2 separate regions of the Mus musculus genome follow, and region 1 is linked to region 2. A link is a loop called in an ENCODE intact Hi-C map of the cell type or tissue named here. Cell type or tissue: left cerebral cortex. All regions are shown on one strand. Links, peaks and the distances in the headings refer to the core of each region. The heading gives the core; the rest is flanking DNA.

The links. Peaks named below come from ENCODE experiments on the same cell type or tissue, not always from the same donor. Only the 100,000 strongest peaks of a DNase experiment are listed, where the experiment ranks them.
Region 1: it touches region 2 in a loop (2.8-fold over the local background); 10 of 42 quality-filtered maps call a loop at or near these places.

Annotation. Positions count from the first base shown.
Region 1 is chr9:105,980,294-105,996,647 of GRCm38, reverse strand. It overlaps Col6a4 (collagen, type VI, alpha 4), which reads left to right. Exons shown (of 38, transcript NM_026763.2): 37 at 516-727; 38 at 5,814-6,330. The coding sequence ends at 5,869. Among named protein-coding and RNA genes, the nearest start is that of Col6a5, 28 kb to the right of the region's middle. In left cerebral cortex, for the core only: CTCF peaks have their summits at 8,455 and 11,233; DNase peaks (open chromatin) are centred at 6,912, 8,226, 8,431 and 11,525; H3K27ac peaks cover 495 bases.
Region 2 is chr9:105,850,694-105,867,047 of GRCm38, reverse strand. Col6a5 (collagen, type VI, alpha 5) reads left to right here. Exons shown (of 41, transcript NM_001167923.1): 38 at 2,213-2,902; 39 at 4,203-4,299; 40 at 4,986-5,218; 41 at 9,711-10,978. The coding sequence ends at 9,730. Among named protein-coding and RNA genes, the nearest start is that of Col6a6, 31 kb to the right of the region's middle. In left cerebral cortex, for the core only: a CTCF peak has its summit at 9,045; DNase peaks (open chromatin) are centred at 9,041, 9,767, 9,969 and 10,412.

The DNA of each region.
Region 1 (16,354 bases), core at 5,315-13,314, 130 kb before region 2:
GCACTTGTTCTCAGCATCCCTGTGTAGCTTTCAAACAGCTGCAACTGCAGTTCCAGGGGCTGCAATACCCTCTCTGGCTTCCATGGGCACCAGGCATGCACATGGTTTACCCAAGTGCATGCAAGGCAGACACTCATCTACATAAAACAAGGATAATAAAAAGCAACATAGGACCAATATAAAAAAAAAAACTCAATGAGCACACGGGAACATTAAAGCACAAAAGGAAAACTCCCATCCCACCATAGCACCTGTCTTCCAATCTCAAGTTTCAGAGGAAAAGATGATGATGCTAAGCACCCGATGCTGCCCCTGGTCCAGCCAGAGAGTGGTATGAATCCTCAGCCCAGAGCCACAGCAGGAGTGTCCACCACCGAGGGCAGAGCCGCTCAGTTTGGTCAGATAACAGGGCTTGTGGGAGTCTTTCGTGATCTTGGAGACTGAGCTTAGGCAGGTGTGGTACCACTGGGCTACATCCCTGGCTGTGCACTGTGACAAGGGTTTCTTTCCTGCAGGTTTTCCAGGAGCCAGTCTGGCACGTCTGCTGCCTTTGCGAATGACTCAGAAGCACTCAAGTCACAGGGCATCTTTCTAGGGGAGAGGAAAAGCAGGGTGGCGTCCGTAGCTCTGCAAGAAGCGTTGGGAAGTCATGGGAAGGACAGGGCGGACACTGAAGACATTGATCAGGAAACGCCAGCAAAAGGAAGACATTTGGGCCCCACCCACGGTGAGCCGCCAAACCATGGCTTCCTTGTTCTCTAAGTTTGATTCACTTTTAAACATCTTTATCTTTAGAAAACGATTCTGTGTACCTTGTCAACATGCGCTCTTTAGCACATCTTATTTACAAATTTATTCACTAAGCTGTGGAAAGTACTTTAAGACATCAAAAAGAGGCTGACTTTCCCTCCCCTAGACTCCATATCAGGCCATGTTATGTCACCATCTCTCCAGGAAGTGGTGCCAGATAGAAAAGACTCAAGGGCCCATTACAACCAACCAATCCACAGGCCAGATTGCCTCCTCCAGAGGTGGTGAATTTACTCTTGACCTTGACCTGACCTCCCTGGTAGACTTCTTGGTCTATGAATGTTCACTGTGGTGTAGCCTCACCAAAAGACTATCATGTATATAGCATTCTGCCTGTGTGTATGCCTGCAGGCCAGAAGAGGGCACCAGATCTCACTATAGATGGTTGCGAGCCACCATATGGTTGCTGGGAATTGAACTCAGGGCCTCTGGAAGAGCAGTCAGTGCTCTTAACCTCTGAGCTATCTTTCATTTAAGGAACATTTTAAAACAGCTGTAGATAGGTTTTAGATCACAACGTGTAGAAGTGTTATGTCTTATCTGTGCTTGGTGGATTAAGCGGAACAGTAAACACATTAGTGAGAGACATGGGGGGACTTGACTGTAATGCTTTCTGAAGAGTTTTGTTTTTTTTTATTTTCTGTTTGTGTGAGAGTGCCTGTATGTATGTATGCATGCACTACGAGTGCAGTGCCCTTGGAGGCCAGAAGAGGGCGTTAGATCCTCAGGAGCTGGGGTTAGGGACAATTGTGGCCCACTATGTGGATGGTGGGAATTGAACCCAGGTCCCCTAGAAACGCACCCAGTGCTCTTTAACTACCAAGCCATTTCTCTAGACCCCAACCTTGGCATTCTCAAAAGTCATACGAGAAGGTGGAGTTTCTATGAGCTGGGGGTGGGGCTAGTCCTATTTAGATAAGAGGAGATGTGTTGCATGATTCTCGAGGGACACTTATGGCTGCTGGTGAGGTGGCCACAGGAACAATGCAATTTCTCTGTGGCTCATGGCTCTGAATTAGATGAGTGCTTTTTTTCTTAGGGTTGTTCTGAGGATAAAGCTTGATGTTCTGCGTTGAGCGCCTGCTAAGCACACAGCACTCTTAGCTGTAAGGGTGAGGATGCCATGTGTAGTTAGTTACCTGTTAGACTCCAAAGCATCCAGGAGGAGCAACAGAACTTGGTGGTTCAAGAGTAGGTGCTCACAGCAGTGACTTCCCCTCCTCATAGCAGTGACTTCCCTTCCTCACAGCAGTGACTTCCCCTCTATAGGTTAAAATGGGCATCAGAAGAACTCACATGCAGATTATGTTTTCAGTACAGACTATCTTCAGCTAATCTTACTGAGGTAACTGTTTTAGACCTGGATATACATCGGAAATCACCTGCGAATCTTTTCTTACTAATTAAGCCTGTTCCTTGACAATTTTATAAATGTGTATCATGCATTCTGTTTACTCTCGACCCCCCACCCTCTGTCATTTCTCTTCTATCAACTGTCTTCTCTGTCCCACAAAGCCCCCTTTCACATTCTGAAATCCACCAAGTTTAACCACAGCCATCGGTGTGAGTTATGGGTTTGGAGCTATCCGTTTGAACCTGGTGGGCTGAGCCATGGGCGTGCAACTGAAGACGATGACTCTTCCAGACGATGAAAGTTCAGCTTGGAGGGCCAGGGCTTCCTGGGCTTCTCTCCTTTTATGGCCGACTGTTGACAGGGAGAGTCTTGCGCAGGCTCAGTTCAGGCAGCCTCGGTTCCTGATTGTAGTGGCTGCGTTGAATTCAGAAGATGGCGGATCTCAGCTCTCCTCTTGGTCTTCTGGCTCTTGTGTTCTCCCCACCCCTTCTTTGGTGACCTTCCTGAGCCATAGAGGAAATGGTGTAAACATCTTATTTAGGGCTGAGTATTCAACTGCCGCTCATCACCTGGGAATCGAGGGACATTCTCCTCTGAGCAGTCTGTGGGTGGGGGACTTACAGGTGATTCCTCAGCTTAGTCAACAATGGCGGCTGCTCTGAGGCAGGTTAGTCCCCAAACCAAGGTCAGAATGATGGAGGACTGCTGCCTGGCCATCTAATCTAGGCCTATCCATAAACCTGACGCCTGCAGGTCCCCAGTCCCCCTCAGCCACTCTGCTGCTTGGCTGTGTCTGCTCTTTCTCCTCCTGCACTCCAAGGCTATTCTTAGCCCTCATAACAACCTCAAGCCCCCTCCTCCATTTTCCCTTCCCATAGTTACTCCTTTTGCACTTTTCAAAAGAAATAAAGGTAAACAGTCAAACCTTCAACTTCCTTTCTCTTGCCCCGCCCACCCCATCTTCTCCCATTGGAGAAAAGAGCTGGCCAGTCTCCATCTTGTTCTGAATTGCTGAGACAGACAAAACTGCTCTTTCAGACCCCATAGCCTCGAGTTGCTTGGGGACTCTGCCACTGATGACTGTCCCCTTCCTTTTCAGACTCCTGCTTGTCCCTTGGCTTTGTGGACAGCAGTCTGCATTGGAGTGGACAACCATTCTTGAGCCAGGCGTAGAACATCAGCCCCTCCCTATCTTTCTCTTACTCTCCCTTTCTTCTCTGATATGTTTTTCTTGACTTTTCCTTTGTACAACTTCATTCTGCACCCCTGTGAGAATGCAGATTGGGTCATGTCATTTCTTATCATATGTCCTTCCTGTGTGAGGAACACAGGCCCCTTAAGGTTGACCCATGCCCAGAGGCTCTAGAGCCTTGATGGCTGCCGTGTTCCTGTATGTCATGTTTACAGGAGTCACAGTTGGTCCTTGGGTCCTGGTACTTGGTTCCAGCCTCTGTGGCCCAGCTCACTCTCACCTGCCTGCCTCTGCTCATTCATTACCACTGGGCTCAAGTTTATCCCTCCTCGGGGCCCTCTCTGTGCCCTTATGAAATTTTCATGGCCTCCTTTGTATCCTCCTGTTGTTGCTGGATTCTGCCATGAAGCCTGCACCCCGCTATTGCCCTGCTTGTGAAGAATTTTAGACAAGTGCTATCTCTATTCACACAAGCCAGGATGATCTTGAAACATTTTCAATTTTGGCGTTATCTCTCAAGCACTCAGAGTTTTTTTCCCCCTTCCAGGTAGGGTTATATTGTAAAACATCTATACTGGGCGATAGAACAAGCCTGGACTTCAGTGAAGCTGCAATTTCACTGTAGCTGCTCGTTACACCCACCAGCACTCTCCTTCCCACACACCCTGTTCCCGACGTCCCTGGATTCCACAGACTTGAGTAAAATCCTGGGCACTGCGGCAGCATCTGCCAAGAAGGCAAATGTTAATATTCATGGGAAAACAATGCCTAATACAAGATTAGGGGTTTTCAGTAATTGCTTGAGTAAAAGCTTATTGTTCTCTGATGTCATACCATACTAATAAAGCAAGCTCAGGGCTGTAAGAAATACTGGGTGTTGTTAGGCTTCAGGCAAGAGTGTCGGCTGCTTAGATGGAAGTGGCGAGGACTCACCCATAGTTCCGACTAAGGCAGTAAGCACTAGAGGCTGGTTAAGTGGAAGTATTTTAAAATTCAGTACAATTAAAGTTTCGGTATCTTGGCGGGCCCAGACTCACTTCAGATGCTCAGCAGTCATGTGGGCACGGGTGTTGATCAGCATAGATTTCCTATCGATCCAGATGTTTGTGTCACTGAAGAAAGTTCAGCTGCATGACACCATTCCAGATATGTAATCTAGGAAAAGTGGCTTCTTTCCACCCAGGCAAAGTGGGGCTTCTAAAGACAAGGGCCCAAGCTGATGTGACAAGTCCTTGGTTTGTGGGTTCTAAGTAGATCGGCTTTGGCAGAGCTGAGGAGTGCTGCAAGTCTCCAGGTCAGGTCAAGACAGAACAGCTGGCTGTTGGCTTCTCAGTGTTTCTCGGTTGACTCCCACAAGGCTTTGACCGTGTGTCCTTTTTCCTGATACCCTACCCTGAGAAGAGAACCATACAATGATACATCCAAGTGTGCCTGCCCCAGGCACAGAACAATCCTAGCAGTTCCTTTAGGATCAAGTGTTTCCATCCTCATGGGTGCTGGCATCTCCTAGAAAGATGGCAGGTGTTGATTGTACCACTGAGTGGCTGGTCCTCAGCTCCTGGCAGCAGGGGCATCATGCAGTGTGCCACCCCCTCTCTGTGTGATGCCACCGAGTGGCTGATCCTCAGCTCCTGGCAGCGGGGGCATCGTATACTGTGCTGCCTCCTCTCTGTGTGGTGTCTTTGCTATTTAGGGTCCTCTGAAGTTCCAGAGGGAACTCCAGCCAGCATTCTGCCCTTCAGGGTTGGCCCAGGATGAGCACAGTGCACAAGATATAAAGTGTCTCCAAAGACATGCGGAGGGAGGGGGTGACACACCTGGGAAACCTGCCCCTGACTGAAAATCCGGAAGTTCCCAACTCTTGCCCTGCTGTGATCTGCTGATTCCCAATGCCATTTAAAAAAAAATCTTCCAAGGCATACCATATTTGTTTTTTTTATTTTTATAGTGGCTACCTTAAGTTTTTGAGTAAAAAAATCAGGATGCTACAAATGATAAATAAGCTGGATTTCTGTATGTTATCAGGATAAATAAGCTGGATTTCTGTATGTTATCAGGACAAATAAGCTGGATTTCTGTATGTTATCAGGAGGAGTCAAGTTTGGGGTTGGGCAAAGGACTGAGATGTTTTGTAAAAGGAAACAAAGCAAGTGAGGGATCGCAGCGTCATTCACATGTATATGTTGTATATAATGCATCTTTGTTCCATATATGTCTAATGATAATTATATCTATATGCACGTGGTATATGTTGCAACATGTGACTTACTGTACTACACTTGTGATATTAGGCTTAAAAGTATTGTCTTTACGGTTGAGGAAGTCGAGGCTCAGACAGGATCATTATCTTACCCATGGTCGCACAGCCAGTTGGTGGGAAGGCAGGGAATTGCAGTGTTTGAGACAATCAGACCCATCGTGCCTGAGCCCAGCTCTCTCTCCTCTGTTTGCTTGCAGGTCCTTGTCCCATGGGTCCTGAGGAAGGCGAGTGCCTGAATTATGTCTTGAAGTAGTACTACAGCCAGGAAGAAGAAGCTTGCTACCGCCTCTGGTTTGGGGACTGTGGGGGCAAGGCCAACCAGTCTGAAACCAGAGAAGAGTGTGAGACATGGTGTAGGCCAAGCCTTGTAACTGACGCCCTTCCTTTAACGGCGAGACAGTGAGACTGGCGTTACCCTTGCTGAGACAGGCTTCCCAGCTCATGACTGACAAACCCCACCCTGTAGCCCTGGATATTCTAACTCCCTCCACTGTTTTCCTGCCTGTGAAGGCTTAGGCTAGATCATTTGTAACGGAGAAGGATTAAATTCTATTTTTCCCTCATTGTAAAATTAGCTCTTGGAGAACTTTGTACAAAGTGTTTTGGTCATATTCACCCATACTTGGACTCCTTCAAGATTCACTCCCTCTCTCCTGCCAATCCAACTTTGTGCCATCGTTAAAAACCCCCATCAAGTCCAGTTTGTGCTGCCCACATGCGTGGCCTTCCACTGAAGCATGGCCGACCTGCCAGGGACTGCACTGTAATGAAAACCGACTCTGCTGCTCGCAGAACTCCCCAGCTGGGATGTAATTGGGTGCCTATCTTCCCTCTCCGTGCTGGGATGCTGTTTGGCTTGATCTTGCATATTCTTTAGGATTCCAATGTTTATTCTCAAATATTTGAGTTTTTTTTAAAAGAAATTAAATGTGTTGTGATTTAACATACACAGACACATACACAGAGACACAGGCTGATAGACAGAGATACACACATGCACCACAGACACACCCACACACCTGAGGAGAAGCTGGAATAATCTATATAGATAGACAGACACACAGTCAGACACACATACAGCCCAACAGATGGTCAGACACATACAGATATACAACAGACACAGAGACATAGGTGGACAGACAGACAGACAGACAGACACACAGAGCTTTTTCCCTGGCCTCTGAACACATCCCTAGCTTCTACCAAGCACTGAGAAGGAGGGAACTCTGGGAAACTGATGGAGTCTGGCTTGGGTTCTTTGTGACATGTATTATTCATCTTGGGTTTCCCTAAGGAAACATCACAGATTGGGTACCCTACAGAACAGAAGTCTACGTCTCAAAGCTCTGCCTAGAAATCCAACTCAGTGCGCCAGCCTGCTCGCTTTTCTTGGTGAGGGGTTTCTTCTAGCTGGCAGATGGGCACTTTCTTGTGTCCTCGAATGGCCTTTCCTTCCACATGCTCAGGGAGGGAGGGACGGAATGGGGCGGCAAAGAGACCCTCTGGCATCTTCTAAGCATCCATCATCTATATTAGGGCCCCACCCCTCTGCATATCTAATTAAAAGGCTCTAGATGCAAATGCAGTCAGATCTGATATTAACATTGTCACATGAATTTGGAGAACAAGCCTACCAGACCACAGAGAGCTGATGGTCTCATGACTCTCATCCACCCCTGCGACCCCCCCCCCAGGACACAGTGGACTTTGCCCTCTGGCAAGTTCCCAACACAGAAACCTTTGTTTTAAATTTTAATTGCTTTAAAGATATGATCTATTTTATGTGTGCTGCCTGCATATATGTTTGTGTCCGTGGGCATGCCTGCTACTCATGGAGGTTAGAAGAGGGTGTGTTAGATCCTCTGGAGCTGGAGTTGCAGACTGTTGTGAGCTGACATCTGGGTTCAAGGCTTCAAACCTGGGTCTTCGACAAGAGCAACAAGTGCTTTCAATTGCCCAGGTCATCTCTCCAGTCCCAGAAACTAGGGTTTTTAGATTCATTTTTGTTCCCCCAGAGTCTGGTGACATTTAGGAGGAAGTGGGAATCAGTTTAAAAACCCTTAATTTTTGCTTATGTTAACCCTTATATTTTCTATGTGTGGGTGGGTGTTTTGCCTGCTCGTATGTCTGTGCACCACTAAGTGGCTGGAGCCTGCAGTGGCCAGAAGAGGGCATCAGGTTCCCTGTGACTGAAGTTACAGATGGTTGGGAAGTGTCCTGTGGGTGCTGGGAATTGAAGTCTTCTGGAAGAGCAGCCAGTGCTCTTAACTCCTAAACCATCTCCCCAGCCTGGGGATCCAGCTCTGCACAGAGTGGTCAAAGAAGCAAAATTATACTCGATTTTTACAGCGAGATTACTTTTGTCTTATCACAAAGGGAAGACTATGTTCCCTGCAACAAATCTGCCCAGCACAAAAGACCTGATGGTAGACCTATAATCTTTTCCCCCAGCCATTTGTGCATGACCTAGGTTTACCCAACGCCCGGAGGCCTATCTTTCTGCTTTCTGCCGTAGCATACTGTGTGTTTCTGCTTTGGGATCCCGTGCTTTTAACGAAGGAAATGAAGCAGCAGCTGTTCTAGCTCATTAGCAGAGCTGCTGACTGTGCAGGTGTCGATGCCTCGCTTTTAGACACAGTCCCAGCTGCCCGAGCAGAGAGGGGTATGTCTCTCTGTCCAGAGGGTGGTATTTGGGTCATGGTACATTTATACTTCTGACTCCTCCTCTGCCCTTCTTGAGTCCAGAAACTGAAGACATGAAGGCCCGTACTCTCAAGCAGTGTTGGTTCCCTTCCTTGGGACCATTGAGATCTAGTTGCTATTCTCCTTGTGTTTCCTAGGTGGCAGTACAGCACTTCCACTTAGCTCTTCTGCTGCCTCCAAACCTGCAGAGGACAGTTATCCTGCTCAGTATACCCGGTTTGAACACACGGGCCTTCTTCTGCATTATCTTGTCTGGTTCCTCACTCCCACCACCACCTCGCAGATGCTAGTGAATGTCTTTATTTCCAGGTGAAGGAAACCATCTTAGGAGGGAAACTGGTTTGACCAAAACACAAGATAAAATCGGCTTTGAATCCCTTGCATGGACAGGCTAGGGTTCTTGTTGCCCTATTCCGCTTGTTCCTACTATCACCCATGAGAGGATTCTTAGTGTCATGAAGCATGGAGGATGATGGGCGTGGCTTTTATACCTTGCCCATGTAGTTCCGGCCTGGAGGGAAACTGGAACAATATGGACAGAGGTTGAACTGCCATGAAGGCCAATCTCCACCACAATAGTGGCTCTCTCTACCCACAAAGAGATCTGGGGCAAAAAGGGCTTCTTGGTGTTGCCCAGGATGGACTCTGATGGCTGAGTCAGTATTCCCCGCCTCCACAGCCACTGGATGTGGGCATCTGGGAAACCATGCCTATGGTCTAGGCATGCCCTGCTGAGGGCATAGTGTACCTTCTAGATACACCTTCAAGAAGGACCTGCCACCTGAGCTGCTGGGGGCTCAGGGCAGAAAACCCTAGCACTGGCTTCCTTTCTATGTCTCTTGCCCTAGAAAGAACATTTTATAGATTCTGCATTCTTTGTTTGTTTTTAGATTTATCTATATGCACGAGTGTTTTGTCTGTGTGTATGTGCATGCAACACACACATGTCTTGTGCCTGCTGACGTCAGAAGAGGGTGTCAGGTCCCCTGGATCTAGAGTTACTGGCGGTTGTGAATCACAGCATGGGTGCTTGGAATATAACTCAGGTCCTCTGTAAGAGCAGCGAGTGCTCTAAACTGCCCAGCCATTTCTCCAGCCCCTCTACATTTATTATTTTTATTTTGCATTTATTTCAAACACCAAGGTTCTGTATAGCCCCTCGCCCCTGAGGAAAAGCTTCATGCATTTTGAAATTCTCTTTTAGATTTGTTGTCTAGTTAATTATCACCTTATGCTGCTTTGGGGATATTAATTCTTACGATGAACTTAAGTTGTAGAAAGGTCAAGTGACATCCAGCCCTATGTAATGAGTCGGTTGGTCCAAAACCAGGATGAAATGCCTTCTGAGCTATCTTGGCATCTGTTTGGTTCACTCTGCAAAGCTTAAGCATCTTAGTCATTAGGTGAATCGATTGCTCAGTGTTTTTAGACACTCAATGCATTTCATTGAGTCTATGAAACTAGAAGGTTTAGGGTTGCTGGGCTCAGAATTCGGTTCCCAGCTGTGCTTGGAAGTGCAGAAATCTATATGAGATCTAGGTGTGGTGGTGTACAACTATAATCCCAGGTCATCTTCTGAAATACAGTGAGTGAGGCCAGCTTAGGCTACTACATGAGACCCTGTCACAAACAACCCCCACCCCCCCACCCCCCCAAAAAAAAGCAAAATGGTGCAAGCAGGAAAGGATAGGAATGTAGTTCAGGGAAAGAGAGCTTTTAACTTTGATCTTGAGGACTATACATACACACCTGCACATACACAGTCATGTATGCATGCGTGTACACATGCATATCACAGGTTAGGCTGAAGCAGAAAGATCAGTAAGTTCAAGGTCTGTGACTGGCAACATAGTAATATCTTGTCCCATAAAACAAAATGAGTTAGCCGGGCAGTGGTGGCACATGCCTTTAATCCTAGCACTTGAGAGACAGAGGCAGGTGGATTTCTGAGTTCGAGGCCAGCCTGGTCTACAGAGTGAGTTCCAGGACAGCCAAGGCTATACAGAGAAACCCTGTCTCAAAAAACAAACAAACAAACAAACAAACAAACAAACAAAACAACAAAAAAGAAAAGAAAACAAAACGAAATGAGTTATGGTGACACATATCTGTAACCCAAGAGGATCAGGAGCTCAAGGTCACCCTCAGATACAGAGTAAGTGAGTTCAAGGTCATCCTGGGCTAGAGGAGCCTTGTATGTGTGTGTGTATACATAGTGTATACATACATAGATATATGCATCTGCATATACATACATATGCATTTTCTAAGCGGAGGCCATTTTGCCTGGGTACTCTTTGGTACTATTGGTACCAAGAATAGTACTAATCTTTGCTTGAGTTTTGTTATCTTGTAATAGACCTTTGGTCGGTCTCTCTCTCTCCCTCCCTCCCTCCCTCCCTCCCTCCCTCCCCCTCCCCCCGTGTGTTTGTGTGTGTGTGTGTGTGTGTGTATGTGTGTGTGTGTGTGTGTATTTGAGACAGGTTCTCCTCAAGTAGCACTAAGTGCCTTAGAACTCACTCCATAGAAGAGAAATCTGCCTGCTTTTGCCTCCCACCATACCTGGGTCAATCGTATGTTTTTAATGCAGCTGTTGCTATTATGATGTTGTGAAATATACCAAGACAAGGGATATGAACTCAGCATCCAACAACTTCTCTGGGCTTGATTTTCCTGGCTGAGCAGATCGCAGAGGGCACCAGTTGTTGACCATTTACATTCTCTTTAAATTCTGCTTGCAGGTGACATTGTTCTTTCTCTAGCTCATCTCCTAGGCGGCAGAGAAGCAGCCAAACAAGTGCAACCTCAGATTACCGATCCAGAGTCTAATGAACCAAACAAGTGTCTGCTTTAAAGCCCACGAGCTTTCCGATCCCACAGAAGCCATGGCACAGTCGTGTGCTCAGTCTCCTGGCGGTTGGTTTGGTCACTAGCTGCCCTAGAGTCCCTTTCTAGAGATTAAAAAACCACAAAGATATGAGGGTATAAAGCATGCAGGTGATTGGGTGAGCAGATGCCGGTCTGATCCATTGTTCCGGGACCTGCGGTAATTATGCAGCAGCTGGCTGGAATGCATAGCAAGCAGCTCCAATGAGCTGGGAAGGAAATCTTTGTTGTCATGAGTCACTGAGACGACAGGGTTGTCACCACACCATTTCCAAACCTGTCCCCAGGGATGCCCCACAGGGAACCACAGGACTACAAAAACCAGAAAGTATTTGGGGTTTTCTAGTGGAATTGAAAATTTTAAACAGCTTTAGTGAGCACCCAGCAAATTTGTTCCTAAGCATCTAACCTAGAAATTCGCCAAGACATGTGCACACCCCCATACCCTATTCTCAATGGCTCTTAAAAAAAAAATCATCCAGCTTGTGAATAACCCCAAGTGCTGGAAGAATGAGTAGCTGCCTCAGTGGGTGAGGGCACTTGGTATCATACCTTGACAGCTTGAGTTTGAGCCCATGATGGAAGGAGAGAACTGATCTCTGTAAGTTGTCTTCTGACCTCCATGTGCATGATGCAGCAAATGCACACACACACACACACACACACACACACACACACACACACACACACACACTTTAAAATCAGGATAAGCAAGGTTGAAAATAAATGAATCAAGCTGAATTAAGGTTCAGCAACAAGAATAGATCTGAAAAGATACATTTTTTTTGATAGCAGGACAAAGACAGTAAGTATAGATTGATTGCACATATTCAGCTGGTGGGTGCAGAACCATAAAGGTTTTTTTTTTTTCTTCAGCCATCTTAGCTGTCCACTGTGGCCAGCTGTAGCCAGATGCTGCAGGCTTGCGTCTGATGGAGCAGGATTCACTTGTAACATTGGTGTTTTAGCATGTTTTATCTTTCCAGAGAGATATTCATATTATCCACAAAGGCATATTTCGTGTTTTCCCTTTCAATCCTTTTACCTCTCAGCATTCTGTAACTCCTGGCAGGTGACCCCTAGATGAGACTTCAGGAGGATTTTGGATTTAAAGAGGATTCACACCCTCCTGGGGGCAGATGGGTCCAGATGCTGATCAAAGCTGAGTTTAAAATGTCAGCTTCACTGTGCGACAGGTCAACCCCAGAGCTGCCTGAGGAGATGGATGAAGTCTGAGCTCTAGCCGCACTCAGCATCTCTCTGCCTAGTTCTTCCCTTCCCACCCACAGATATGGATCTTCAGGCAGTCCCGTATAAGCATCATTCGTGCCTACCTATACCTGAGACTGCTTCCTGGGCACGCCGCTCTCTGTTCCTTTTGAGGAAGGAAAAGCCTAGAACTGTGAAGTGGAGCATGGGTGTTGACATTCTCCAGTCTCCGTCTGGAGTTGTGTAGCCATTGGTATTCACTCAGTACCTGTGCATTAAGCTGCACATTTATGTCCTATGCACCACAGAAATCTAGAACATTCCCAGAAGCGCGTATGCAGGACAAGTGAGCTGATATCATTTTGCTCGATTCAGGGAAACTGGGACATTCTATGTTGGCTCAAGGCAATTTCAGTCTTTGGTTGTGTCAGGGTTCTTCATTATGTATCTTAGTTCCAAAGGACCTGTTTCACTCATCAGAGTGCAGTAACAATGGCAGAATCCCTTAGGTTAAGAGAAGAAACTTCTAGACTGGTTTTAGGTCTTTTTCCTCTTAATCACTTTAGGAAAAATTAGAACGTGGCATTAGAATGTTTAGTCTTATTTTAATTTCCAGGTTCTATAAAAATAGCTTGTTTTGATTCACAGACGTGGCTAGGGAGCAGAGCATGGTGTCTCTTGGCCATGGTCCAGGCAGAGGCAGAGGCAGAGAGGCAGAGAGGCAGAGAGGCAGAGAGGCAGAGAGGCAGAGAGGCAGAGAGGCAGAGAGGCAGAGAGGCAGAGAGGCAGAGAGGCAGAGAGGCAGAGAGGCAGAGAGGCAGAGAGGCAGAGAGGCAGAGAGGCAGAGAGGCAGAGAGGCAGAGAGGCAGAGAGGCAGAGAGGCAGAGAGGCAGAGAGGCAGAGGCAGAGGCAGAGGCAGAGGCAGAGGCGAGGCAGAGAGGCAGAGAGGCAGAGAGGCAGAGAGGCAGAGGCAGAGGCAGAGGCAGAGGCAGAGGCAGAGGCAGAGGCAGAGGCGAGAGGCAGGCAAATCTCTGTGGGTTTGAGGTGAGCTTGGTTGACAGAGTGAGTTCTAAGTTCAGCCATGAGTGAGATCTGGCCTCAAAAAAACAAGAAAGGCAGGGGAGGAGGAGAAAGAGGAAGAAGGGGAGGAGGACGGAGAGGAGGGAAGGACAGCCATGAGGAAACTGGACAGGGCTTCGAAAAAAACTTCCAAGAATCCACACAAGAAGTAAAAAGCACTTGTTAATTTCCCAAATATGCACCGAGCACACACATGTGCTCAGAATTCTTTCAGAATATCCCGTTTATAGGATGTATCTGTGAAGACTAAAGAAAAAAGTTCTTTCTCTTTCTGGGGGAGCTTACTAGTTTTTATAGTCTCACTTCCTGTCCTCTCTGCTTCTTGACGACAGATGCAATGTGACCAGCTCTCTCCTGTTCCTGCTCCATGCCTTACCCCCACTGTGACTGTCCAGAAAAGCAACTAATACAGGGGCCATTCTGGAGGTGGCCTTTTGAGAGACCATGTTTCATTTACTTATTTTATCTATTGTTATATAACAAATTGCCTCACTTAATAGCTTAAAAAAAACCCTCTCTTCCTATGTACAAAGGCCTGTGTGCGAGTGAGCAAGTGTGTGTGTGTGTGTGTGTGTGTGTGTGTGTGTGTGTGTGCGTGCTTGAGTGTATTCATGTGTCGGAATGCAGGCACCCATGTGCCATGGTACACTGTGGAAGTCAGGAGCAGCCAAGCTTGGGTGTCTGTCCTTGCCCTGTTGACAGCTGCACAATCAAGGTTGGCTGGTCTGTGAGCATCTGGGTTTGCTTTTGTCTCCACATCCATCTCACTGTAGAAGTCCTAGACTTACAGACGAAACACATAAAATGTATAGCTTACTCACCAAGCTGTGTTCTGGGGAGACCAGTTCTTTCTTCCTGTCTCCTGTACTCGGGGGCTCCGTCTACCCCACGGTCTGTATTTTAACCATTCCTGCTCAGCCTGATTTCCCAGATGGTACCGTGGCTAGAGAAGACATCCAATTAAGTGCTGGTGGGAAGTGAGTGGGCATATGCTCAAACTGTAGTTTATCTTCTCAGTCTTTTCTTCCAGGATGAGTGCGTGAGGCTGGAGGGCACAGGGGGCTTTCCCGAGCACCAGAGAAGGAAAGCTTAGGTTCTTGGTGGTTGCCTTAGTTTTGTCATAGGTATAAAATGCTCACATAAGATGGGTTTGTTTTGTGTCCTGGTTTGGGAAGAAACAGTCAATAGTGTCCGGGAAAGCAAGGAACAGGAGATGGCTGGCTCACAGTGCTCACAGTCAGGGAGCAGAAGAGACGGATGCCGGGTCTCAGTTTCTCTTTTAGTCTGTCTGAGTACAGACTCTTTAGGTATCTCCTGGATGATTCCAAATTGAGTCAGCGTCACAGGGAAGATGAATCACATAGTGGTGTAAACCTTGCCTTAGCCACCTGTCACACACCCTGTGCCTTTACAAACATCTTCAAGCTAATGTCTCCCATAGCCCAGGCTAGCCTTGAATCTTCTGTGTAGCTGAGGCTGACTTTGAGCTCCCAATCCTGACCTTCCTCCACCTATGTGATGTTATCACAGGCATGTGCCACCATGCCCAGCCCCAGATATCTTGGCTTATGAGACAAATTCCTTATTTGATTTACCCATTCTTGATTAAGTTTTCTGGGACTAGCAACTAACTAGGACTCCAGATGATTCCTGGGTATCTCAAACTCCTTTAAACATCTCGTTCACATCTGCGTCCGTGCCACATGAGTGTAGACGCCTGTGGAGACCAGAAGAAGGTGTTGGATCGCTTGAGGTGAAATTACAGGCAGCTGTGAGTTTAAAAACATGAATGTTGAGAATTGAACTCAGGTTCTCTCGAACAGCAAGCAAGTGTTCTTATTGTGGCTGTTTTAACCAAAAGACCCCCAGGAGCCAATTCTGATGCAATTGCACTAGGGTCTTTATTCAGGCACAAGTTTGGGCCACACAGCAGGATGGGAGGGTGAAGCCTCAAGCCCGTTTTCCAGTAAGCATTTACTGAGACAAGTAAGCAAGGGGGTCTCTAGCCTGACACACATGTGAGTGGAGGGGGGGGAGGGGCTATTAGGGAATTGTGTTGTCCTTTAAAATAATTGGCTGGTGCTGGGAGCCAAATCATAAACTTAACTCCTGCTTTCCTCCTGCTTTCCTCCTGATGGGTGTTTGTTAGGAAGTGCCAGGGGCAGGCTTGTTGGAGCATAATCTGGAAACTAGTGCTAGGGGCAGATTTGTTTGGGAGTAGCCTGGAAACTGGTGTTAGGTAGTGGCTTGTTGGTTAACTCGAGTTCAACCTTAGGTCAGGTTCTCTAACGATGGAGTCTGAACTCAAGATCTGGCCTCTCACTCTTAATTGCTGAGCCGTTTCTCCAGCCCTCCATGTTTTTACCTTTAATTCTGCTTCTCTTTGTGAGTCGGTTTCAGTTTTTCAGACCAGAAATCTCCAAGAGACTTGATGAACCATCACAGCACTTGCCAATAAGCCATTGGAAAGAGGAGTCAGAGGGCTGGCTGTTCCCTCTTAGAGTATCAGATGTCACCCAAGTCCTCTCACTAAGGAGGATTTGGACTTGAACAGTGGAGAGAGACCCTCCTCACCCCAGCCTGCCACCTTGATCCTCCATTCCCAGTTCTGGTTTCCTGTCAGAAAGACTTTTTCTACTTTCTGGTTGATACTAACAGGAGGGTGGTTTATAACTTGAGGTCCTAAGAGTGCATCATATTCTAAAGCTGTTGTCTGATTTCTAGGTAGGGGCAGGGAGGTCATGGTCTTGTAAATCTGTGCAAAAACGACCTTTCCTGGGGAAAACTGGGAAGGAAATGAAACCGTTTGTTGTAAGTGGAGTAATGCCCAATTACTGGAGAACGTGGCTTTTGGATTCAG
Region 2 (16,354 bases), core at 4,446-12,445:
AAATCTGCCTGCCTCTGCCTCTGAATGCCAGGATAAAAGGCATGAGCCATTACTGCCTGGCCATGAATATCAATTCTATATAAACTTTTCTAGGGAATTGAAGAGGAAAGACTATTTACCAACTCATTCTTTGAAGTCATTTTAACACCAAAAACCAGGCAAAGAAATTACATGAAAGGAAAACTATATACAACCATTGCATTGTTTTAAGTTAGATTTATTTATTTGTGTATATGGGTATTTTATCTACACGTATATATGTGTACAATATATCTGCCTGGTACCCGTGGAAGTCAGAAGAGGGTATTAGATTCTTTGGAACTGGAGTTACTGATGGCTGTGAGCTACCCTTTGGGTGCTTGGAACTGAACCTGGATCCTCTACAAGAGCAACATGAGCTCTTAACTACTGAACAATTTCTTAAACCAATGGATTTTTTTTTTTTTTGAGACAGGATCTCACTATATAGCTTTGGCCTGGGACTCACTTCATAGGCTAGACTGACCTTGAACTTACAGAGATCTGCCTGTCTCCTGAGTTCTGGGATTAAAAGAGTATACTACCATACCTGGTCTAGACCACCACTCCTAGTTAATATAGATTCAAAAATTACTCTAAAAAGGGATTAGCAAGTCAAATCCGAGAATAGACAAAAGGGCAGTGTGGATTTGCCCCAGGTTCATTTGAACATTCAAAAACCTGTCTAATAAAACATTTCCAATATTAATAAAAATCATTTGTACTAATTGTGTGTTTGTTGCATCCTATCTTGATACTAACTTCTATAGTATTAATCTAGTATTGTTGGTTCATTTACTGTTTGGAGACTAAATAGAACACTAAATGTGAGACCTTCTACTACAGGTTGAGCAGAAATAGAAATCAATACGTCTTTCCCCAGTTAGAAAGCTACTGATTATTCTAGTGTGCTTACAAACACACTTCTTTCAGAGAGAGAAAGGACACTGGCCATTTACTTCTTGTCTTACAGAGCTGATGATTCCCCCATTTCCCCATCTGGCTGCCTCTCCCAGGAGTGTAGAAAGCATTCACAATCCTGTAGATTTAAAGCAATATCACTGGGAGTGATGGTCTGCAACAGAGTAGCTTGCATCTGAATATAAACTGAGAAGGATGGAGAGATGGCCCAGTGGAAAGGGAGCCTTCCTTGAAGGTTAGGGCCCAGCACTCATGTAAAAGCTGCACATGTCAGTACTCAGCTGTAACACCAGGGCTGGGGTATGGGTCGGGGGGGAAGTAGGGCATGGAGACAGGTGGGTCCCAGAGCTCTTGAGCCAGGCAGTCCATCTAGCTTCAAAAGCAAGGGCTGGGTTCAATGAGAAACCCTGTCTCAAAAAGGGAATGGGAAGAGTGATTAAGGAAGACACTCAGTTACAACGTCTAGCCTCTTCACATGCATGCCCGTAGCAAGTACAGTTGTACACACACACACACACACACACACACACACACACACACACACACACAGGCAAGTGTGTAAATTGGGGTATTGATTTCTTCTCTGAGAATGCTTTGTGGAAAGAATTTAATGTTAACTGATTTAGCCAATGCTTACTGATACCATTTGCCCTCCCTCCTGATGTGAGTTCCTTGTCTCGTCATGGGCTGATAGCCACCACTCACAGTACCCAAGTCTTAAAGATTGTCATATCTTACAATCAGCAAGGTTCTAAAGTCAGTACTGACTTACACCTGCCCCATGATGTTGCTTTATGGATGTTGCTTTTACCTACCATATATGCCAGCACATGAGTTGTAACTTTGACATCTGTACTTTCTCATGTGTTTACTCCTCGTAATTAAATAGTCAGTAGATGTGATTGCATGCCGCAGGATTTGTAACCACGAGGAAGAGCTAAAATTAGGCATATATTTCTCTTCTTACATTGAGATGTTTTGGAGTCAAATCAGTCATTTCAGAAAAACCTGAAGTTGGTAGCAAGTAGGTTTCTTATGTGGCACCATGTGTCAAATGGAAATAATTCTGCACCAAGTGAAGGCAGATTTGAAGAATGTATTTCAGGACAAGTACTGAGATTAATTAGTGATGCCTGCTAACATATTGATTAGTGGTGTCTGTCATGGTATGGGAATGAAGAGTAGGAGCATCCCATGGCATGTGTTTACACTCATGTCTTAGAGTTTCAAGTTAACCCTTTCACCACTAGTGACTAAAGTTATTCTGTTGCAGAACATGAAAGTCATGGCAGAGAAGAACTGGGTCTTGCTCATGAGCCTGGGGATGCTTCTCTTCAAGAATATTACATGGACGTGGCTTTCCTCATAGATGCTTCTCAACGAGTAGGAGGACGTAACGAGTTTAAGGAAGTGAGAACTTTGATAACGTCAGTACTGGATTACTTTCACATTGCCCCAGCTCCACTGACCTCTGTCTTAGGAGACAGAGTGGCTGTCCTGACCTACTCTCCCCCAGGCTATCTGCCAAACACTGAAGAGTGCCCAGTCTACCTGGAATTCGATTTGGTCACTTACAACACTGTACATCAAATGAAGCATCATCTCCAAGAGTCTCTTCAGCAGCTCAATGGTGATGTTTTTATTGGGCATGCCCTTCAGTGGACAGTTGACAATGTCTTTGTAGGAACCCCCAATCTGAGGAAAAACAAAGTTATCTTTATAGTAACTGCAGGTGAAACCAACCCTTTAGACAAAGAAGTTTTAAGGAATGCATCTCTGAGAGCCAAGTGCCAAGGCTACTCCATATTTGTATTTTCCTTTGGTCCGATACACAATGACATGGAGTTAGAAGAATTAGCAAGCCACCCTCTGGATCATCACTTAGTCCGGCTTGGCCGGGTACACAGGCCAGATTTGGACTATGTCATCAAGTTCATCAAGCCATTTGTTCATTCGATCAGACGTAAGTCACTCAAGCCTCTCTCCTTTGTTGCTTTATTGATGTCTCTGTGTGCAGTCAATCAGCGTACTTAATCAAATGCATGTCATTTTAGTAGAGAGTGGTAGGATGTGAACAGGAGTCAGTGAGAGAATCTCAGAGAAAAGCCTGTTCATGTTGGGTACAGTTCTAGGCAGGAGATCCTCAAATAGTTGAAAGATTTTCTTTAAGCCTGACTTCTGAACATTTGCTACGTGTTTGGTTCTCTGACTGGCTACATCAGTTAATCTTCAGCATAGCCCTCAAAGGGATGAATTCAGATCCCTTTTCTATAAAGGAAAAACTAAGGTTTGAACACACTAAATACATTTCTCAAAAGCTCATAATTAATGCATGGTAAATTCTAGACTCAACCCCACACATTCTGACCCTAGGAATATATTCTTTTCTATTAAGCTGCACTTTAGTTACTAAACCCTTAACAAAGTGTACTGTTATAGTAAATAAAACCCCTACTATCACTACCTCCACTTTTCCCAAGGACATCTGGTCTACCTTGTCAGCCTTGGTTCTGAATTGAATTCTTATGATTTATAGGTATAGCTATTTTCTAGAGCCTCTCTGCAAGATCTAGCTTAAATACAACCACATAGTGATTTGAAATGTGTCTTTCTACTGTGGCTCTCTGAGAGTAGCTGCTTCAGCTTCTGACCTTGGCATTGTAATTTTAGACAGAGGTATGGAATAGGCTAAGTTTTTAGAAGTGTCAAACAAGTCCTGGCCTGTGCTAGGAATCAGGACAGAGCAAAAGTCATGCTGTGTGGTAATCTGTGGTGGCTGGGAGCTTGCTAGGGTTACCCAGGATTTTAGGAGTTCTGGCACACACACAATCCCAGGACTCGGCTTAGAGTTAGGAATCATGGAGTTCAGGCAATATATTTACTACTGAGTCAAAAACAGTGCCTTCTTTCAACCCCAAGGTAGAAACAAGGAAGACAACTTCAATGGCCAACAGAGCTTATTAAGAAGAGCCTCCATTTCTTGGGTGTGGGATGAGGGGAGAAGAGATAACAGGAGGAATGCAGAAATGTCCTTGAATTGAATCACCAAGCATGGGAACTTTTAATTCAATTATTGCTATATCTCATTGACTTGGCAAGAACAAGGTCTTTCAATGCCAGCATGCCGACTTTGCAAAGTCCCTCACAAGATTAATTTGTTTTTTTAAGAGACTTCCATCTCCAGGAAAAGATGAGTTGACTTTTTGGGTTATAGGCATTATGTGGGAAGGTAAAAACTGGACTAAGAATTCCACTGTCTCCAGGTGCTATCAACAAATATCCCGGCAGAGACCTGCAAGCCAAGTGTGATAATCTCACCTTCCCTGGCCCAGAGAATGCTGGCACAGAAGACAGTGCATTGTGAGTTAAGAAATTTCAGATGTGGGGAGTACTGCCCAGGAAACAATCCTTGAGAATGTGAAGTGATAGCTGGTCCAGCATTAGTGGGTCATAATCTAAGGATATGAAGTGAATGGCATTTTCATTTCAGGATGTAGGATTTGGGCTGAGCAAGGGTTTTTTTAAAATGTTGTGTTGGTGATGATATCACTGGCTAGCAGAAGGCAGAACACAATCTGTACTATACAGGTCCACATTTTATATTACAATCAACCGTATACATTGCTTTTATTAAAACTATCTCATATTGATAACTATATAATGCAACTCAGATTGGCTACTGCCCAAGAAAAGCTTACAGTATCACAGGTTGGAAGAAAAAAGTGACAGAAACCATCCTGCCTTTCAGGAAGCTCATGTCAGAGCTGCAGGAATGAGTCTGACTTTGCAAAGCAAAGCCCCAAGTCCCCAATAAAACTTTAGTGATGAAAACAACATTGGTGTGGAATTCCTAAACCTCTGAGACAAATATGTGTCTAATTCTCCTTCTGGATATTAGAAAATTGCCCTTGCATCCACAAACCCCACGAGGACTATTCCTATCACGTGCATGAGGTGGATTTCTGTTCTGGTATGTGGCTAGATTTGCACTTAATCTTACACAGGACTTGGCTAACCACTTTAATTACTTTCCTCCTTCATCCCAGACTCATCCCCGAGGTGTACAGAATCGAGGCAGGAGAGAATGAGCTGTCTGGAGACTCTGGATCTCAGGAGCAGCATTTCTTCCTCCTAGGGAACAGTCATGGCAACCATTCAGAAAGCACTGCTGATCTGATGCGGCAGTTGTACCTGCTCCTCTCCTCCGGGGAACTGATGGTGAATGATAAGGAAGAGCCTTGTTCCGCAGAGACCCCAGCTCCAGTGAACAGCAAACAAGGTAGTCTGTAGCGTCCTCATTGGAGGCCCTGAAGTGCTCTTGTCTGGCTGGTCTTTTCCCAGGAGGTTGAAAAGCACGAGGGCAAGAAGTAAAGCAAGAAGTGATAGCAAGGAAATAAAAGAGTTGCTGCTGATCCAGGAACACAGGGAACACCCTGAGATAAGAGGGCAAGGGAGATAAAATCTCAGAAAGGTAGGAAGGGAGCTAATGTGTTCAGAACAGAGGAGAAAGTAGCTCTGAGGATTCCTATGGAGTCAGGGAGCTGAGAGGCAGGTGTGTGTGTGTGTGTGTGTGTGTGTGTGTGTGTGTGTGTGTGTGTGTGAATGAGGACCAAAACATTCTAGGAAGGCAGGAGCTGCATCCTCAGGCAGGTGGGGAGCCTCCTGACTCTGAACACTCCAGCTCTGCCTTTGTAACCCAAGCCTTCCAGCTGTGGAGAGGATGAGGCTGTTGTGATACAATTCTGAGATCTACGTGAGGGCCAAGGGCAGCTTCTTAGCGGGTGGGGGTAAGGAGTAGTTATGGATCTGTGGTCAAAGAGGAAGTATGGAATGGTGATCAGAACTCCACAAAGGTCTCTAGGACAGCAGCCCAGAGTCCCACTGTGCTCCAGGATCTGCAGGGAAATTACTCTATACTAAATATGTATGGATTACACCGAAGTTAGATATATGGCTCTATACTTGTTCTAGATTGTTCTACTGGCTAGTTTTTTTTTTTTTATTTCAACTTGACACAGGCTAGGTTCATTCAGAAAGAGAGAACTCCAGTGAAGAAAATGCTACCACCAGATTGGCCTGTAGGTAAACCTATGGAGGCATTTTCTTAAGTAGTGATTGATATGGGTAGGGCTCCGCCCATTGTGGGCGGGGCCAACCCTAGGCCAGGTGGTCCTGGGTGCGATGAGAAAGCAAGCTGAGGAAGCCCTGAGGAGAGGCTTGTAAGCAGCCTCTGCTTTAGTTCCTGTCCCTGGGTTCCTGCTCTGCTTTTCCTTCATGATGGTTTCTGGAAGTTTAAGATGAAAAGCCTTTTCCTCCCCAGGTTGTTTTTGGTAATGGCTTATTATTACAGAAATAGAAACCTTAACTAAGTTAATTCTATAAAGCCAATACAATTTCTATTCATATGTGTGTGTGTGTGTGTGTAACAATCTGTACATATTCATACATACTAGAATGCATATAGCAGCACTATTTGTAGTAGCTTCTAATTGAGAACAAAACCACACCCTAGACACATGAAATCTCTGTTTGAGGGTGAGACGTAGAGTTAGTATGATTCACAAAGCTCCCTTCGTGGTTCAGGTATGTGTCCAAGTTTGGAAAACACTGCCTGAACCCTGCCTAGATCATTCCTGCTGCATGTCTCAGGGAAGTCTACTGTTGAAAATCATCAAATTGGTACAATCTAACCCCAGCAACATCAGCACCATCTAGCACTCACTGGATATGCAGATTCTCAGATCCCACCATAGACCGGCTGAACTAAAGCTGTCGCTGAGAACATGTGAGGGAGTCTCATACAGGCTGATGCTTGAAAACCACCGGCCTACTGTTGTAGATCCTGAGTGCACATCAGAGTTTTTAAATAAGAGTCCTTCAACTAGATATTACGATGTAGAAGATCCCATGCTCCTGGGAAAACAGCAACAAGTCGTCTGGGTTTGCGGGAGATTTCGTTGTCTTTCATGAGTTGGTAGGCACTGAGTCTGAGAGAGCAGCTATCGTCAAATCAGTCCAACCACAGACACTGTCTGAGGAGCTAGCTTAGAGAGGTAGGGTTTTGTGCCCACTTAGGAAATAGTACTTGAATGTTTCTTCAGTCACTGAGCATCTGACGTTGGGCATGCCACTCTGCCTCTCTGAACCTCCATTTCCTTGACTGCAAAGTAAAGACAGTAACAGAGCTTATGTCAGAGCCTAAGGTGAACAATGCATGTATGTGATGTGCTTCAAACGGCATGTGGCCTAGGCTGAAACTTCAGTGAGTGCTAGCTTTCTGCAGCTGTGATGAGTGACAGAGCTGATGGATGCTTGTGTGGACAGCTCACCAGACTGGGCAGGAGGAGTCCCTGATTGTTAACCTAGCGTACAATCCCTAAAGCTCTCCCAGCTGCTGTGGTCTTCCACCACTGCTAATGAGGAGCTTGGTTAAAGTGGGTATTTTCCCTTCTGGGGTACATACATCGTCTCTAGTGGACACATAGAGACTTGCCAGAATGTGGTCGTCTAAGGAGCTAGTCCTAAAGAACATGTTTTATGTGTGAGGAATCTCGGAGGCCTTCTTCCATCTCTTACAAATGCCCTGCTCCTTCCCCAGGCCCCCCATGAGTGTGGCAGGTCTCTTAGCCATCCTGCATCTGATTAAGGTGCTGTGGCCCAGATATAAAATCTTCCTAAGATGCTTTGGAGACTGGGTGGAAATGGTCAGACCAGAGTTAGAAATACTACACAAATTATCCATATAATTAATACATTTCCAATACAATGTTTACTTTTCCCTGCTAAAATGAGCAAAGTTTACACATATAGGCATTTGTGGTAAATTCTAGTAATATCCCATCTTGATAAAAATTTGATACCTAGACTTATGACATAGGAAATTAAAACACACACACACACAGAGAGAGAGAGAGAGAGAGAGAGAGAGAGAGAGAGAGATCTCCAACAGGAAGGTATGATTGGGCAAATAATTTAAAGTTTAAAGCATTTGAATCGTTTACAGTTGGAATGAAATCCTATACTAGAAGAGGGATGGAGGTAGAAGTTTAAGGAGAGAAATGAACACTATAAGTTATCTGACGTAAACATATTTTATACAATGGACAGCTGATATCAACCACTATGGAATTTAGATTTTGTTGGATAAGCTAAAAGAGAAACATGGCCATCAATGGTAGAGTCTGTTTGTAGTTTAAGCCCTCTGGAGGTCAAGGCAGGATGATCAGGAGTTCATGGCCAGTCTGGGCTACATGATACCCTGTCTGATAAAAGAAATATGGAAGTGTCATTGAAAAACATGTTAAACTTTGTTATTGTTGTATGTCTGAGTGTGTATGAGGTGTATGCATATGAGTGTATTATGTGGGGTGGGGAGGTAGAGGTCAGAGGACCCAGGTTTTTCTCTCTCTTTGCCTTGTTTGGAGGAGGAGGGGGAAGGAGGAGGGGAAGGAGGAGGAGGAAGAGGAGGAGGAGGAAGAGGAGGATGAGGGAGAGGAGGAAGAAGATGAGAAAGAGGATGAAGAGGAGGATGAAGAGGAAGAGCAGGAAGAGGAGGAAGAAGAGAAAGAGGAGGAGGAGGAGGAGGAAGAGGAGGAGTAGTGGTACATACTCCAGGTTGGCTTTGCCTGCAAGCTTCTGGGATATTCTCCTGTCTCTGCTTCCCACTTCACCGTAGGAATGCTGGGATTCTAAACGCATGCTTCCACACGGGGCTTTCACACATGGATTCCAGGGATTGACCTCAAGTCAAGAGGGCTTGGCTTTTCCCTTCTGAGTCATCTCTCTGGCCCCCACGGAAGCTTTATTTTTAAATGTCAGCTTTTACAGGATGTTGCAGTTACATACTTTTAGTGCCTTTTAAATTGTTAAAAAAATTTAGGATTAGAATTTTAGAAACTTTCCAAGATGCAGGGCAAAAGGACATGACCTCTCCCATGGAGACAGGTACTTAGCTAACTTCCCCTGAGGTGCTCCCTGAGTTGACAACCTATGTTCATGAGATCCATTCGTGGAGTAGTCACAGGAGAGTCCATCACTCGATGGAGGAAGCATCCTAGGGAAGAAGACACCAAATGAAGTGCTATCCCAGTAATGTCCCATAGAGGGCAGCCAAAGCCTGGGTCTGGCCCGGAGTTAGGCTTTTCTAAGTTAGGAGGCAGAACTATCCTGAACAGAGGCTGGAGGTTGGGTCTTCCTCCCTCCCAGATCGCTGATGGATGGACCCAGAGCTGCTATAGGGCAAGGCCATTCATCGCAAGGGCTCATTGAGCCACTCAATTGCGCAACAGCACCCTCTGAGGGATAGATAGTAGGTGCTGGTATTAGCAACCAAAAACTTACATGGCGGAGGTCAGGAGCAGGTGGATGGGGATAGGGGAGGAGTGTTGTCCTGTAAATGAATTCCATGAAGAGGCCACAGGAATTCTGAGCAGAGCCAGACGTTGCAAACAGTCATTACCCCCCTTCAAATGATTATATAATAATTCTATCTGCTAAAGCCACTAAGCAGGGAATTTCAAATCATGGGTAGATCAGAGAGACTTGTGTCTGCAGTCCTTTGCATTATACAGTTTTACCAGTGGTCACGTTTTTTTCTCCATGGACCTAGATGACTCTAGGTTGGACTTTTAGTTTGACTGTTGAAGATAGCAAGGATTATCGTTGTTTCTTGTGTTTGTTTCATACCTGGCACCTACAGGAGTAGGCTCAGGAGGAAATACTGTTATCCAATATCATGACGCTAAGAGCAGGGTGTCTTTCATGCTTTACAGATGGCGAAGATGCAAGATGAGCTTTCAGGAGAGAAGAGTGCTCGCTGGCAGATGGGACTCCCCTGCGGCAGTAGTTCCAGCCAGAAAATGCCAATCATTTATTAGAAGGGTCGGGGCAGGAACTAGAACTAAATTTGCTTCTCAGTCCCAAACCTGAGGGAGAGACTCTTCAGGATAGAGACATCAAGGAACAGACCTTCAAAACTAGGACCGGGTTTCATCTCTCAGGAGGAATGGGACCACTGAGCAAGAAGAGGCAACAGCCTTCCCCGTGACAGCTTGGTTCACTCGCTTTGATCACTTTGGTGAGTGCCTGCCAAAAGAAGATGTTTGTCATGATCGCCATCACATCTACATCTCAAATTAGACCCTTGAGTAAAAACAGTTTGTAATTGGAATGTCCCAATTGTCTTTTTTTTTTCTTCCCATTTATACAACCCTAAACTCTGTGTCGCTGGTTCCCATAGGACCCTGAGATTACATTTAGCACCCGTTACCTATAGTCAGTGGGTTTTCTTTACCAGGACATTTATAGAGTAACAAATTCATAACAAAGAAAGGGGAGGAGAAGCTGCCTTGTGAGCTACCCGCTCGTGCTGGGAACACTTGTTTTCTATTTTAGTGTGCTTTGCATTGTGTGGACTTGAGTTTTGCTGCCAAAGAAATCATGCCAACATGTGAACCTGGAAACAGAGCTATTCTCAAACAGTGTATCAAAACAGACTCTAAAACAGAAAAAGAACAAGACAATAACAACAACCCCAAGTCTGACCCAGAAACTTATTCTGTGCATTCTTATTAACTGTAGTCTCACTCAGCCCAGGAAAGCACATTAAACCTACTTAGGAAACACACATACAGGACAAGACAAAGCAGTAGTGAATTTGTTATACACTCGGTCAGTTTAACATGGAGTATGCAGGCAGTGGAGTACTGTTTAGGCATAAAGAAGAGTAAAGTCATGTGACTTGTGGGAAGATGGACAGAACCGTAGGCGTTCGTGTTGATTGACATAAGCCGGCTTCATATGTCTTCTCCCATACGTGGAATTCCAGGACTGGGGGATTAAGAGGATGAGAAAGTAAAGCAGATTTGGAGGGGAGAGGGGAATAAAAGGAGACTCAGAGGAGGTGAATGTTATCAGAGTGTTTTACATGCTGTCTGGAAATGGCATAATGAAACCCATTATTTTGTACAATTATTATATTCTAATAAAATCACTTGATTTGGTTAAGGCAACAAGTAGTTGCCAAACCAATGAGCATGTGAAAATGACTATGCTGGTGGGATAACACACGGACAATTTCATATGTGTTCCACATAGTTTTCCTTACTGTGACCGTTGTCTTTTATATAATTGAAAAATAACACAGTCGGTTAATTTTAAGTAGCCAGTTATTGCTTTGGAAATTTCTAAAACAAAGCCTATTTAATAGTTTTGTTTTTCTCTAAGAACTTTTGTCAGTGTGTCTTAATGGAAGCATGAAGGCCACAGCAGACCCTTAAATCTGATAGCGATAATGGTGTCCAAGAATGTGAACCAATAGACACCACACCGCTGGTGGAAGATTGTTACAACTCGGGGCAACACTGAAGCAATATCTGTCCCGTATCTAACCATATCCTTCAGCTCCATCAATAGGTGGATATATTAAGCTTTCACACATATACACAGGAACCATAGGAAACTATACGTTGTGACAGAGTTAAAAGCAACCATGTATCCTAATGTATCATATGCATATAATGATATTTCAGGGCAGTCAAACCAATAACTTGAGCTGCATTCATAAACACATATGAGTCTCAAAGAGAGTATCAAGCCAGAAGAAGCTGCAGGAAGCTGCACTGTGGCATCACGCATATATTTAAAAGCCAGAGAAGCAATGCCCCAGGTCCTTTATGACTACTGAGGTCTCTAGTAAAAGAGGAGAGAGCCTGGAAAGTCAGTGCCAGGAAAATGGACACTTTGTGACATCTAAAGAATGGCTGTAAAAGACAAGATAAACAGAATATCCCATCATCCCCTGCCTCTGCCTCTCTCCACAGCCTGGGGTGGAGCAGGGGCAAAGGTAGCACTCCAGGGAAGGGGATCAACACAGGCACTGGTGAGGAGTTCTCTAGCCCCTGCAGGCCTATGGCCTAAATAGACGAGAGACCTGAAACCTGCCCAGGAGCTGGGCATTGGAAAGGAGTCTGCTCCATCTCCCCTAAGCCAAATGCCAGACTCCACGATGGGAAGAGGTAAGGTGGGGCATCTAATGGGCACCATGATAATGTATTTCTTCTTAAGGGCTTAATGCAGAAATTCTTCATACATGCTGAGATGGCTGGTAATATATAGTTTAAGAGAGAATAACGAAGTCATGGGGGGGGGAAATCAAATGCAAAATGTAAGTAAATCCTTATATACATTTAAGATCATGTCAGGAATTAGAAAGGAAATAAAAAAAAAAGCTATCAAATCTCATTCACCCTGAGGAGTTTGCAGTAAGCATCAGTCACCAGAGTTAGAACCATTCAAGAGACAGTTGAGTGGTCACATGTCACATGTGTAGTCACAGAGTGTCACAGACACAGGAGAAGCCATTTAAGGTTGCATAGAGCACAGCACAACTTGATGTGTATAAGAAGCAAGTGGGACAGGCTGGAGAGACAGCTCAGCCATGAAGTTGATTGCCTTGCAAACATGAGGACCTGAGTTCAAGCCCTAGAGCCCCTGTTAAAAAGCCAGCCATCACGGCAAATGCTCGTGATCCCAGCACCGGGGAGGCAGATAGGCAGGTCTCTAGAGCTCAATGGCCGTCCAGCCTAGCTCCAGACCTGTGAGAGACCTTGTGTCAAAAACAACAGGGAGAGAGAGAGAGAGAGAGAGAGAGAGAGAGAGAGAGAGAGAGAGAGAGAGAGAGAAGAAAAGATAAAATGGATAACATTTAAGGAATAAGAAATGCCATCTGAAGTATTCTCTGGCCCTTACACGTACAGTTCACGTGTACATACACCCTTACACACCCACATGCACACAGGCAAGAGGAAGATAATGGACGCATTATTTCACTAGACAGGCATTTCACTGTAACTGTGAAGAGCTTCCTGATGAAGTACATATTTTGGCCATTTAAACCATTTTATTTGGCCATCTATTTGTGTATACTCCCTTGAGTGTGGGGGAGGGATTACTGTAGCTTATACTTTGAGGGTACCATTTATCATGGAGGGGCATACATGGTGGGAAGAGCTGAGGGAACTGGTCACCCCCCCCCATCTGCAGTCATAAGCAGAGAGGTCAATGCTGTTGCTCATTCTCCTTTTGAGTCAGTCTGGGACCCCAGCTCACACAGTCTGGCTCCACCAGCCTGCAGGGTGGTTCTTCCCACCTCAGTTAAGGCTCTCTGGAAACACAGACACCTGCAGATGGGTTATGGTGACTCTATAACAGACTCGTCACAGAAGAGAAACAAGAGTTAGAGACAAGGCAGAGAGTGGCATGAGGGGCAACAAACCCCACAAAATTAGAGCTGTGTGTCTGTGTTCTGGAGAGGGGGACATGTTGGCAGCGGCAGCATCCAGCAGGGCTTGTGCACGGGACAGTGTGGCTGACATGGGAGGTCAGTGCCGCAGAAAGCAAGTTGCATTGTTGAAAAATCAGTTTGTTGTTTTGCCTCTTTAAAAAGAAAGAGCAAACAGTTTTTAAAGTTCTCGAACATTCCACAATATATAATCAATTTGAATTTCCTCAGAAGGAACCATGGTGTGTATATTAAGAACCCATTTTGCCAGGAAGGTTTTTTTTTTTCCTTCCCAGAAATGACCTGTTAAGCCCCTGCAACCTTACATGACATGAGAGGGTGCATTTAGAGCAGCTGGTCAGAATTACAGATGACTAAGAGCCCTGGGATGTCTCTGGAAAACCTCATTTGCCATGCCTAACTGTGATTGCTGACTCTTTGATCTGAGTGTGAATCTTGGGGTAAAACGTTGCCTGGTTTAGCTGGAAGCTTGTGCGGGTCCTTCTCAGTCCCTTCAAATGGAAGCCCCTTCCCACGTGTCTACAAGAATCTGTCAGTACCATTCACCTGCTGCTGGAACTGTGGCAATCTGACCCCAGACCTTTGACATTGTCACTGTCTCCGCTTCTTCTGTAGCTTTCCATTGCTCACCATGAGAATACGACATACGACAGTAATCATGAGGAACCCAGGCCTTCGCTGGCAGACACCTAGTAGTGATCAGTCTTTATGCAGAAAAGATTAAATGAGGGGGCCTTGTCTTGTGGATTACATCCTGTTGGCCTCTCTTCTTCTTCCAAGATTTTTGGTTCCCAAACAGAATATGGATTCTGCATTGAGAATTTTTTTTTCCTCCTTGGTTCTTGGCCTCCACACAAAGGCTGCTGATAAGGACATTCTCCCTGTTTGTGCTGATGCTGTGGTTTGGGTCCCGAAGATTTCCCCAAAGACCCATGTGGTTTTGGCATGGTTCTCAGTTGTTACCATAGCAAAGTGGATGAATCTTCAGGAGGTGGTGCTCTGGTGGAAGGATGTTAGGCCAGTCCTGGAAGGGGATATTGGCGAGCCCCTGGAGGGGTTATTGGGGTACTGGGTTCCTCCTTTTCCTCTTTACCTCACAGCTGCCGTGGAGTGAGCAGGTTCCTCTGACTCGGCACCTGTTGCGATGTCCTGCTCTGTCATAGGGCCCAAAGCAACACCGCCAGCTGCTAACAGACCAACCCTTCCAGCAATAAACTGCTCATCCTTTAAAGTTGCTTTATCTTTGGATATTTATTCCAGCAGCAGAAAGCTGGCAAACACAGACGGGGACTGCAGCTGTGCAGGCACAGGCTCACAAGTGGACTGATTACGGTCTCCTTCAAACAAACGAGCCAAAAAAATATAGATAAAACTCCAGGATGATGAGTGTTATGAGAACGGATTAATAAACAGCACAGCTCATCTCTGGCCAGTTAGTAGCATTCTTGCAAAACAAAATGGTCTTTTCTAGCATGAGATGAATTAACCTGCAAATATCCTGCTCATGGTTCTAACCACACAAGTCGTTATCTGGTGGCCCACGGACCAGAGTGTCAGCATCATATGGGAGCCTGGAAGAAATGCATGGGACTCTCCCCCATGCCTACTCTGCTGGACTCTGCACTGTAACCAGATCCCCAAGTGACCGGTGTGATCATGTGACCCTTCGATGTCCTGGCTGAGGACATTGTTTGCTTGAAGTTCTGTGGAGGAGCAGGCATACCCTGGAGCTCTCCAGTTCTGCGTGGCATGGTGTGTGAGCATCCACCATGGGGCATGATCTAACTAGGACTGAATCAGGAAGGAATAGTAGCATTTTAGCATGGAGATGCTATGGTGAAGGCGGCAGAGCGCACTGTGGGACCATGGAGCAGGAAACTGCATCTGGAGCTCCAACACCCAGGAGGGGCCCTTTGGTCTGAATGGATACAACCAGGGAAAGCAGAAATTTGAAAGGAATCCAAGGAGAGTGGTTTTTCCTAGCTCTTTGTCCTCAGAAAGGGTCTGAACTATAAACACAATGTTTAGAAGGGGAGGGGTGGGGACGAGGAGGAGGATGGGGCAGGAAGGTGAGGAGGAGGAAAGATAAGGAAGGGAGAAGGAGGATGGGACATAAGGTGAGGAGGAGGAATGGGGAGGAGGAGGGGGAAGAGGGGGAGGAGGAAGAAGAGAAGGAGGGGAGGATGGGGAGAAGGAGGAGGAAGGAACAAGAAGGTAGAAAGATGAGCACTGGGAGAACCTTGCACACTATGCAGATTCTACTCTGGAAGCACTGAGGGGCCCCTGAGGATAGGAGAGGGATGTGGTTAGACTTGTTTTGAGGTTGGAATTGCCTGCTGCAGAAATAGCGAATTTTGAGGGATAGAACTAGTCACAGGAGTATCCGTTATTCACATAAGAATGTATAATGATGCTGAGATGATTGAACATACAAGGGGGCTCGTTTAAATGGTGAGATTAGAGGGATATGCTCATCAATTGGTTTGGACAGAGACGACTAGGTGGGTAGACCACTGCTCCTTGTTCCTGTATCAGATTGTCATGGAGGCCTTGGGCCCACACTGGTCTCAGCCCTACTGCCAGAGTTTCTGATTCAGAAGGTCTAGATGTGGCCTGCACATCCGCATAGAGGATGCTGATATGGCTGGTCCCAGGCCTGACCTTGAAGAACCATTTCATTAGCAGCTAAATGACTCTCTTTTCACAGCTACTAGAAGCCTAACCCTTTGAGGGGTTCTTTAAACCATGGATAGCTGGTCCTCATCTTGGGGAACAGCTTGACTACAGGCATTTTAAAAGCTCCCAACGATACTAATGTGCAGCTAAGCACCAGCAGAATCCGATTTACTATATTAGGGTTTCAGGCAAAGGAGAGACTCTTCTGTTTCTTAAGCTTATTAGAATTGTTTCTTAATGTTCTTCTTGCTCCAAGTCCTTCTCTTATGCATATGAATATATGGTGGGTACATCTTAGATTCATGTGATATACACTGGTTATCAACTAAAAGGACAGATACGAAAAAGAGGAGGTGGACACTGTTTCTACCCAAGGGGAAAGAGAAAAAGAAAACAAAACCCCAGATTTGCCAAGTTCCCACTACCTACCAGATATTG